Linked DNA regions of Homo sapiens: region 1 is linked to region 2. Evidence: chromatin contacts called from ENCODE Hi-C or POLR2A ChIA-PET data. All regions are on one chromosome and are shown on one strand. Each heading gives the region's core, a stretch centred on a gene start or an enhancer-like site at or near the end of the contact. The rest is flanking DNA. Distances are from core to core; before and after follow the strand shown.

Region 1 (5,031 bases), core at 1,217-3,716, 73 kb after region 2:
TTTGTATTTTTAGTAGAGACGGTGTTTTACCATGTTGGCCAGGCTGGTTTTGAACTCCTGACCTCAAGTGATCTGCCCACCAGGACCTCCCAAAGTGCTTGGATTACAGGCATGAGCCACCACGCCCGGCCGTACAGTGAGAATTTGAACCCAGTTCTGTATGACTCCTGAATCCTCTTAATTTCCACACTACATCAGTATTCAACAGTCAGGACTGCCTACACAGGCTGCTTGATGGAGCTTCCCTGGCCTCCACAAAGAGAACCTCTCTCCATTAAGATTTGCTTTACATTAAGACTGGGACTTGCAGCACCTTGTCTGAGTCCCCTCCCTGACCAGCTTCCTTCTAGTAGCAGTTGTGAACTCAGTACTGCTTTCCTCTTACTCCAAAAAGTGCTGCTCTTTTCTTAAAAAAAAAAAAAAAAAAAAGTTTCTTCTGGTTATTTTTCACTGTAGAAGATTAAGAAAATCCTGAAAAGCACAGGAAGAAAATAAAATAATCCATAATTACGAAATTGAGATAATCTTTTAAAACAGCTTGATATATTTCCTTCGTGTACAAGGTGTTTTTCAGAGGCCTGTGGATCCCAGCCCCTCCACCAGCTCCTGACTCATGAGCTTCTCCCGGAAGCTTCTCCCTTTACTCTCATGGGCAAAGACTTCCTCCCTCAATCCCTCAAAGTGACCCCACAAGGACATAAGGCTATACCCTGCCACCTTCTCTTTTTTTTTTTTTTTTTTTTTTTTTGAGATGGAGTCTCGCTCTGTCACCCAGGCTGGAGTGCAATGGCACGATCTCGGCTCACTGCAACCTCCGCCTCCCGGGTTCAAGCGATTCTCCTGCCTCAGCCTCCTGAGTAGCTGAGATTACAGGCACATGCCACCATGCCGAGCTAATTTTTGTGTTTTTAGTAGAGACGGTGTTTCACCATCTTGGCCGGGCTGGTCTCGAACTCGTGACCTCATGATCCACCCACCTCGGCCTCCCAAAGTGCTGGGATTACAGGTGTGAGCCACCATGCCCGGCTTATCCTGCCACCTTCTAGCCTCAACTGAAAGTCAGAATTCTGGAGCCAAATTTTGGAGACATGTGGAGAACTGATACACAACAATTGTTACACTCTTTCCTCACTAAACTTTTTAAATTTTTTTTTTCATTTTTTATTTTTGGAGACCGTGTCTTGCTGTCACTCAGGTTGGAGTGCAGTGGCACGATCACAGCTCACTGCAGTCTTGACCTTCCAGGCTTAGGTGATCCTCCCACCTCAGCCTGCCGAGTAGCTGGGACTACAGGTGTGCACCAGCACGCCCAGTTAGTTTTTGTATTTTTAGTAGAGACGGGGTTTCACCATGTTGGCCAGGCTGGTCTCAAACTCCTGACCTCAGGTGATCCACCCAGATGATCCACCCGCCTCAGCCTCCCAAAGTGCTGGGATTACAGGCATGAGCCACTGTGCCCAGCTGATTACTCTTGTCTCCTGCTAAATCACAGACGTTTGGGGAGTTCCTTCAGGACCCCAATAAACTTGTCTGTGGAGGCCTGGGGAGTCTCTTCAGACCCCCAATAAAATTTGTTTAATCCTAAATGGATCCTGTTAAGAATTCCTCCATTATTTTGTCACGCTTTAAGGCCCAGGAAAGGCCTAGGCAAAACTCTTGGTGGGCTTTTGTTACATTCCAGTCTTTGTATAAGGGCACTGGCCCTTTCAGCTTTTAATATTTAACTTAACTACTCAGTCAGTACTTTCACAGTTGTTATGGAAGCCTGAGGATCTTGCCACTGCGCTCTAGCCTGGGTGACAGAATGAGACCCAGTCTAAAAAAAAGAAAAAAGAAAGAAAAGAATGTCCTGTATTCACACAACCACCACAGAACTGGACCTTCTTGAACAGTGCAGCATGGCTCATTCCTTCATTCTTTGATATCCCAACCCCTGCTCAGCATCTGCAGCATGGGGCACAGAGCAGGCACACCCTCCAATGCTGCTCTGTTCACTAGACGGCAGCTTTCTCCTCAGCCCTCAGTGTTCGGCTTGTGCACAGAAAACGTGAATCTAGATAATAAGAGCAAAGAACATCTCCACGGGACATAAGTAAACCACCACACCCCACCCACCTCTATCAACCTTATCTGCTTACTTGGAGCTCTGATCTCTAACAGGCAATTAATCCTCCCTTGTGGAACTCAAAAGTCACCTACCCATTCCCCAGGGAGCTGGGTGATAAGAAAGCGCAAAGTTTAGGATTACTCTTTGATAAGAGTCTTGCTTAAACAAGATCACATACAAAAGCCTGTCTGATCCCCACACCCTTCTCCCCTGGCTCCCCTCTCTCCTTTCTTCCTCTCTTGCTTGTAAGATTGCAAGATTGTGCAAGCCAACCCACAGACTTGGGCTCTGAAAGGCCTAATGCAAATTGCTTTTAGACACACACATTTCTTTCCCAGCCCTCTGTATTAGTCCACTCCCCACCCAGCAGGCCTCACCCTTACCCCCTACCTGGGAGTTGACGCTTGGGGCTCCCCTGGGAGCTGATTGCCCTGGTCTGCTCCTGGCCACTTCCCATTGGTGCTTGCTCATTTACATTTTAAAATTAGAGCAGAGTTCAACACTGTGGTTGGCTTTAGTGGCTCTATGAATTGTCCTACCCTGGTGAGAAAAATGCAGACAATATAGCCACCTGGGAAAACTTTGCTCCTAAAATAGCGCAGCCCCCACAGCATTCTGGCAACAGGTTGCTCTGTGGTGAGTCTCTGGCTCTGGGCTGATAGAAACACCCGGGGATGTAAATAGCAATGAGAAAAGGCCACTTGTACCACGATGACGTTTCGTGTTGGCGGGTTCTACCCCCACCCCAACCCCACCTAAGTTCTCTATTTTTGTTTTGCTTAAACTTCAGCTCACAGCATAAACACCCAGGGTTGAGGCTCCATTCTGCCCTAGAGCTGTGAGTGCAGGGTGAGGGGTTGTGGTGTCCTGTTCCTCCTACCATGTCCCAGCCCCTCTGTTTCAGTCTCAGCACTGTCCTCCCAGACCCTCCCTTCTGAAGGTCAGTTCCCTCTGCTGCAAAGTGGGAATAACAGCATTCGTTGGGAGGGTTGAATGAGTTGACAAAACCCATGCCTGGCACAGTGCCCGCCTGTGGCAGGCTGCAGTGTCTCAGGCCATGATTAAGACAGGGTTGTGGCAGTGATGCAGGTGCACACAGTGGTGAAGAAGCAGACGGTGGGGACCCTCTTGGCAGTCCCCGACCACACAGATGCATGGCAGGACCAGGAGGTGGGGGGCCTCAGGCTGAAACGGCCATCTCCCCAACTCCTCCTTGTTTGTCGGATTCCAGGCCAGCGCCTGGCAGCCCTTCGGCACAGAACTTCTTGTACATTCCACAGCAAGTGAAAGGGCTTTTGTCCCCACACAGGAAGAACAAATGACAAAGGCAATTGTGTGTCTCCCCACGGGCCCACACAGCAAGCTTGGGAAGAGAAAATTCTTTCCCCAAGAGTCCAGCTTTGCTGGAGCGGTTGCAGTCACAGATCAGTCAAACTGTGGCACAGCTCTGGAAGAGTGTGGCATCTGAGCTCCCACATGTGTGGCAGGGTGCTCATCGCACGCCCAGCACACACACATGTGCACAAACTCCAACACATTGCTCCTGCCCAGACTAGCTGGGCAGTGCGTCACAGATGCTCTAGCTGCAGGGGCTCAGGAGGGCATCACACCCACCCCCTTCAGGAGGTTATGGCTTTATTATTCCCTGATATGGTTTGGCTGTGTCCCTACCCAAATCTCATCTTGAATTGTAGCTTCCATAATTCCCACGTGTTGTGGGAGGGACCCGGTGGGAGATAATTGAATCATGGGGGCAGTTTCCCCCATATTGCTCTCATGGTAGTGAATAAGTCTCATGAGATCTGATGGTTTTATAAGGGGAAACCGTTTTCGCTTGGCTCTCATTCCCTCTTGCCTGCTGCCATGTAAGACGTGCCTTTGCTCCTCGCCTTCCTCCATGATTGTGAGGCCTCCAGCCATGTGGAACTATGAGTCTATTAAACTTCTTTTTTTTATAAATTACCCAGTATGGGCATGTCTTTATTAGCAGCATGAGAACAGACTAATACATTCCCCTTCCCAGGTGGGCCACAAAGGCCCAGAGGGTCCTACAACTCGCCATGGGTCTCACCGTGCTTGTCCTTTTCAGGCCTCATGGCCCACACTGTGAAGAATGTTAGGCACTATCAGAGAAAGATCTGTTTTCAAGAAGTCTATCCTGAAGGCCCTTCAAACACATAGTCATTGAGGGCCTATGAGAGGGTGGAGACTCCAGACTACCCACAGGAGATAAATTATACTGAAGAAATCATTCTCACTGGGACAGGATAGATCTCTCCTTTTACCATTTTTTTTCCATCCTTATTTTTCGTATTCTCTTGTAATTATCATAATAGGAAGCTGAGGGTTTGGAAGATTTTAAAATTTGTTAAAGGAAAAAACTTTTCTTATCAAATGAAATTATTATGCATCACTTTATTGGACCCCATGAATGGAATGGAATAACCCAACCCATTTCTGCTGCAGACTTGGCTGCCAGAGCCCTTGGTTGCTGAGTTTAGTGATCAGTCACAGTAACCAGTTCGTCCCAGGTACATCTGGTGCTCCTAATAGATGTCTGGCCTGGCATCTGCTTTTATGTTTTGTGTCTTGTTGTATCTTGAACTTAAATTTCATAAGTGATCTTTGTGCTGTGCAAAAAACTTTCATTGGCCTAACAGAGTTGGGAAATCTAGATGTTATTCCCAGTTCTGCCTGACTGACCAGTTCCACCTTGAGCAAGACATTCCCTCTATCTGGGCCTCTATTTCCTCATTTTGAAACCTATCTGTGTCTCCCAGACTTTCCTGTAACAGAATAACCTTGAGTGTTTGTTAAATATACAAAGTCACAGGCCCCTTCCCTAAATCAGGGGTGGGGACAGGGAGCTGGAATCTGTATCTTTAAACCTAGCATCCTGGTGGATTCTAATCATCTGGCAAGTT
Region 2 (5,310 bases), core at 1,214-3,713:
CATAACTGCTAATTGCCCAAACTGATGGCATTCCAGCAGGAACATGTGCAAAGAATACATGTGAAAGAACTTTGAACCATCAGGACCATTTAGCAGTTTGGAGAGGCTGGCACATTCAATGGAGGACCAAAGGGGCTGGCAGGAAATAAACCTAGGAAGGTGGATGGACTGGGGCTCTGCATGTCCAGATAACACATTTGGACTTTATCCACTTAGCTTTAGAAGGATAGTGAAAAGGGTGGGGCCAAGTGTCCTCTTTCCCTCTTCCACCCCATGGGCTCTCTGGCTCTGGCCTCCAGATCGTAATAATTCCCCATGATATCAACAAATATGGATTACACACCTTTACTGTGAGCCAGGTATCTTTCTGGGCACTGGGGAAACAGCAATGAACAGGACAAGGGTCTCATCTCACGGAGCAATGGAGGAGGGAACAGTGGAGAGACACAGTCGTCTAGTAAGCAAATACATAAATAAAAGATAATTTCCCGTAGTCATAGGTGCTCTGACAAAACAAAAATATAGAAATGGGACAGACAGCGATGGGGGAGGTGAAGCTGCTTGAGTAGGGACAAAAGGGAAAGCCCTCTTGGAAGAGATGACATTTGACCTGGGACCTGAAAGGTGATGGGCCAGACATGAGCAGATATGAGGAAGGGCATTTCAGAAGGAGGCGCAGGCACTTGCAAAGACCTGAGGCAGGAACCAGTTGAGTGGGCTGGAGAAACATGAGATTGAGTTTGTTCAGAGCAGAATGGGCTGGGCAGGGAGTGAAGGAGGACAGGAAGACTTACAGGCCAAGGTGAAGTTGGAATTTTATTGTTCAATACTCAGCTCAAGGCCAGGCACAGTGGCTCACGCCTGTAATCCTAGCACTTTGGGAGGCTGAGGTGGGCACCACAGTTTTCTTTCCTGGGGTTTGGGAGAAATACTGGGGGAACTTGGTGTCAGGGCATTTTCAGAGTTCTTGCTTTACAGAAGAGATGGTTCTCCTGCCTCCCATCTAGGCAGAAATGGTAATATTGGGGTGATCACCCTGTGAACAGCAGGATAGGGTACTTTCTGGGCCGGAGTGTTGGAACTCAGAGAGCTTTCTGCATCCTCCCATACCAACTTAAACCTTTTTCCTCAAAGAGAAAGCCCTGACCCCATCAGGCACGTATGTGCTTCTGAACAATATCTCCAGGGGTGAGAAGGATCGCCCCGCTGAGAGAGGACTCAGGACTGCTGGAGGAAGCCTAATACAGTGAGCAGAGAAGGGCTTTGGAATTAGGCCTTGGCTGTGTTTTTGGGGGCTGTGATGGTCATTTACTTCTGTGAATTCTTGTTTCCTCTCCTCTCCATGGAGCTACAGTTGGTAAGGATATAGGGGTCTCAGGACAGGGAGTTGGGGGAGATAGTCAATTTCTCCCATTTCAAACCCTTTCCTGAAAGTAAGTTAAGTTCTTAGAGAACAATGTCCCATGCGATGACATTCCTGGGCCACAGAGGCTGCTCTTCCTCAACAGCCAGGCAAAGAGCCCTGGACATCAGACAAAGCCTGAGCTGATTCCAGAGGGAATAAGCAGTGAGAGGCACAGCATGGGGCAGCCAGAGGGAGTAGTCCCAGGTCCCAGAGCTGGCAAGGAGGAAATGCCAAGGCCACACAGGACAGATGGCAGATGTTTAGAGAACATTTTTAGGGACAGATTCCTTTCCCTTCACCCATGAGCCATTGCAGAATTTCATCCTCTTGGCAGCCAACAGGGTCCCTCTTTCTCTGAACCAACCCCTCTGTTGCAGGGCCATCTATCTCTAGGACAGTCCTCCATGGGCAGGGAGAAGACATAGCTAAACCCTGACCTGATGAGTCCTCAGAAAAACTAAGTCAGCACAAGTCATCTGAGTCACAGAATCTTGAGCCCTTTTAACATCTCTGCTATTTTCCCCATCAGTGGCTAGATTGCTGTTTGTCCTGAGAATGAAGTAGGAGTAGGTCGGGTGCTGGCAAGGTGGTTTCTCATGCCCCAGCCTCTGGACCATGGGAGCTGGAGAAACAAAAAGGGCTGAGGCAGAGACCTAGAAAGTCCAAGTACTCCCCTCCTCAAAAATGAGCTGGGGCCGGGAACAGTGGCCCACGCCTATAATCCCAGCATGTTGGGAGGCCGGCACAAGAGAATTGCTTGAGCCCAGGAGTTCGAGACCAGCATGGGCAACAAAATGAGACCTTGTCTGTATTAAAAAAAAAAAAAATGAGCCAAACATCAGGACTGGAGCAAATGGGCTGGAGCCTACAGGGGATGGCAAGCAGGTCAGTCCTGGAAGGACACTTGGGAAACGTGGCAGGGAAATGCTAGGCTAGGATTGCAGCAAGAGCCCAGCTTCTTCATGACTGCACCAACCTGGAGGTAGGAGGGAGAGGGGGCTGATGAGGACAGGCCCTGGTTGGGCTGTAGTGCAGAGGCTGCGCTGGGACCTAAGCCAAAGGCAACACACGCTCCCGAAGTTCAGAGAAAGAGGCAATTTGTGTTGGGCTGGTTATCAGCGCCTTCCATCCCTCCAAAAAACCCGTGCTGGGCCTGGTCTTATTGCAGTAGTTCTCTCTTGCTTCCGCCAGGGAGTCATGGAAACAATTTGGGGTGATAGCGAATAACTTTGTGACCACCTCATTCACTTAGAGAACCTCCTTCCACTTTTCCATCCTCCTTTGGGCATTTCTTATACCCTAGCCTAGAAGTGACAAGAAAGGAGAGTGTTTTTCTGATTTTACAGAGCAGAGCATCACTCCTAGCCAAAGCTCAAGATGAGACAGAACTTGAGGCCACGTGTTTTAAAGAGTGCAAATTCATCCTCACAAATTTTTCAGATTCCATCTAAAGCATCCTTAGGCTGAATAATGAAGAATTCAGTTCTCGTCCCCACCCCCTCTCTCTGCCTTTCTCCACACACACATACCCTCCCCCGCACCCATTTCAGAATCTTTTCTTTTTCTGCTGCAGTCTCCTCCTCCTCCTCCCTCACCTCCCTTCTCAGCAGGAGCACACCAGGACAAGAAAATGCTACTACAGGAGCCTCCCAGCCACAAGAACTGGTTTCTCAGAATGAGTAGTTAATGTAGACCTGGCCACAAAGTCATTGCCACGCTGAGCACATTTCTGTCTCACCATGTCTAATGTAACTCAAGAAATAATGCAATTGCCTCTAGTGGACTTCACCCAAACTGTGCCCTGGGTTGCCCTGGGGAGCTGGTTCTGCTGCTTCAGACTAACTCATTTCTTGTGGCAGGAGGCCGCTGATATGGTCAGTTCCCAGGGATCAGCTGCTTGAGGTGGGGGTTGGGGTCGGGGGAGGGGGGGCAGTCAGAGGGTGTTGGAAAGGGCACCTATAAAACGTGGATTCATAAATGGGCTGCAGAGAGACTGGAAAGACTCTGAAACTGAATGCACAAATTTGTATGTGCATTTTTACTGGGGATGAGGATCAATTTTTTTTGTCTGATTCTCAAAGAAGTCAGAGACCCTCAAAATGGTTACTCATTTTGTGTAGTAGGTAAAACAAGAAATTAAAATGTTTCTCTTTTCATTTTTGCTCCCCAGTGACTTTGAGTTTTATGCAATTTCTTGTATAAAAGGAGAGCCTGAGTCCATGGAAGTTGGGATTGAACATCCTGAATATGCAGTTCCTTGGAGAGCCACCAAGAAAAGACCTAAGCAAGAGACATGATGTCACCTTCGGGGAGGAGGCTCTTCAAGCTGTTTGGCATGAGAAGAGGAGGAATGAGGAGGATCACTGGCCTTGAACCCCCAAAGAGAGGCTAGAGCACCTTTCTAGGACCCAGTCCAGGGTTTGTCTTGAACATCCAGCTCCAAAAGAGATGCTGTGCAGATTCAAGCTGCCAAGTCCTGAAGGACCTGAGGGAAAACCCAACCCCAAGCAGCCCAGATGGTATCTGAGTATCCTGTGCCCTACCCACGAAGATCAGGAGCCTAAAGGCTAGAGCTCACTGCAGAACCAGACCAAAGACAGTTTAAGGGCCATTGAGCCAAGCCTTCCTGACCTCCCATGGAGAGGGGAAGAGAGAACAGGACCTCCACTTATCCACCTACCCGCTGCTGAGTCCCTTTAGCCCTTGGCATGGTAATTAACGGTCAGGAAGTTATGCATCAGCCTCAGCAAGCTAACATGGCAGGAGATCCCTCCTGACAGCAGAGCTAATAAGAAATTTGCTAATGCAATTTATCACTTTAAAAAGCCATATGTCGGTGGGGATGAGCACTTCTCTGCAGCAGCTAGTGTAATTGTCAGAACAGAGCAGCGAGCAGCTCTGAGAAGGGGGTGAGGATGATGTCTTCACTAAATCAGTGGTGCAATGCAGCAGGCGAGGGGGCTGGGAGGAGGGGTGTGGTGCTGGGTGGAGGGCTCCCAGCTCTCAAACTCCCAGGAAGCCAGTGCTGCAGACCTGTTCTGGGGCCCCATTAAAAACCAGATTCCCTGAACTCCAGCCCCTGCTGCCTTTGAGCTGCATGAACCTGCGCTTTGGTTCCTGCCACAGTGTTAAAAAAGAAGCGACTCTGTCTGCAGTAATGGCTGATCTAAGTCTCAGCCATTGAGTGTCAACACACAGGACCCCACTCCAGCTCCTCCTGGGGGCAGGGCTGATGCCATGTGCACATTTGGTCTTTCTCTCCCAGACCCCTGCGATAACTTCATCCAGGACAAGGGCCACTGGTCCTTAGTCAGAGGCAGGGAAAGATTAGAAATCCACCTCAGGCCCAACAACATCTCTGCTTTCAGTTTAGACAAAAGGCAAATTGCTTTGAGTACCCAGTGTTTGCCAAAATAAAGAGTGGTTTCTGCAAAGGGGAAAAACTGCTGTTGTGGGATTTTGCTTCAAACACTCAATTGCAAACCATTTTTCCCAAAGCAAATTGATAGAGAAGCAAGTAAAACAGGTGCCCCTTCTGGGAATGAAGTCCAGGGCTGCTGGGAAGGCTGTGGGAAGGAATAAGAATATCCACACGGCTGGATCTCCACTGCTTTCTGGAATAGTCCCCACTCTCAGTTATCTGTGGAATGAGAGGGGCTGGGGAGAGGGATGAGGTAGGGCAAGCCACCACCACCAACACCCAGAGAAACATCACACTCAGTTTCCACCAACTAAACTTCCCTCTAAAGCAAATTTTGACCCTAATTGTTCTCTGTCCTTTAAATTAATGCTTTTTTTTTTTAAGACGGAGTTTCACTCCTGTTGCCCAAGCTAGAGTGCAGTGGCATGATCTCGGCTCACTGCAACCTCTGCCTCCTGGGTTCAAGTGATTCTCCTGCTTTAGC

Evidence for each region. A loop is a pair of places that touch in the nucleus more often than their neighbours do. ChIA-PET counts read pairs that join two places held with the same protein, here RNA polymerase II (POLR2A). Pooled maps may share reads with other maps.
Region 1: a loop to region 2 is called in a pooled map, with 2.2 times the contacts of the local background. The contact joins two enhancer-like sites. A Hi-C loop is called at or near these places in 3 of 168 maps with a recorded cell type or tissue (endothelial cell of hepatic sinusoid, gastrocnemius medialis and psoas muscle) and 3 of 50 pooled maps. POLR2A ChIA-PET finds 5 or more read pairs at or near these places in 2 of 52 experiments (BJ and Caco-2).

What each region holds. Positions count from the first base shown.
Region 1 is chr2:47,307,870-47,312,900 of GRCh38, forward strand. The region is part of intron 3 of EPCAM-DT (EPCAM divergent transcript); the gene reads right to left. Among named protein-coding and RNA genes, the nearest start is that of BCYRN1, 25 kb to the right of the region's middle. RefSeq lists enhancers at 1,733-1,922, 3,183-3,252. Within about 2 kb of position 2,467, at least 26 of the 41 ENCODE cell types and tissues checked have a DNase peak (open chromatin) inside an H3K27ac peak, as active enhancers do.
Region 2 is chr2:47,235,158-47,240,467 of GRCh38, forward strand. All of the region lies in intron 3 of EPCAM-DT (EPCAM divergent transcript), which reads right to left. LOC124907763 (a long non-coding RNA gene) reads left to right here. Exons shown (of 2, transcript XR_007086311.1): 2 at 3,576-4,848. Among named protein-coding and RNA genes, the nearest start is that of CALM2, 61 kb to the left of the region's middle. RefSeq lists an enhancer at 3,506-4,260. Within about 2 kb of position 2,464, at least 4 of the 41 ENCODE cell types and tissues checked have a DNase peak (open chromatin) inside an H3K27ac peak, as active enhancers do.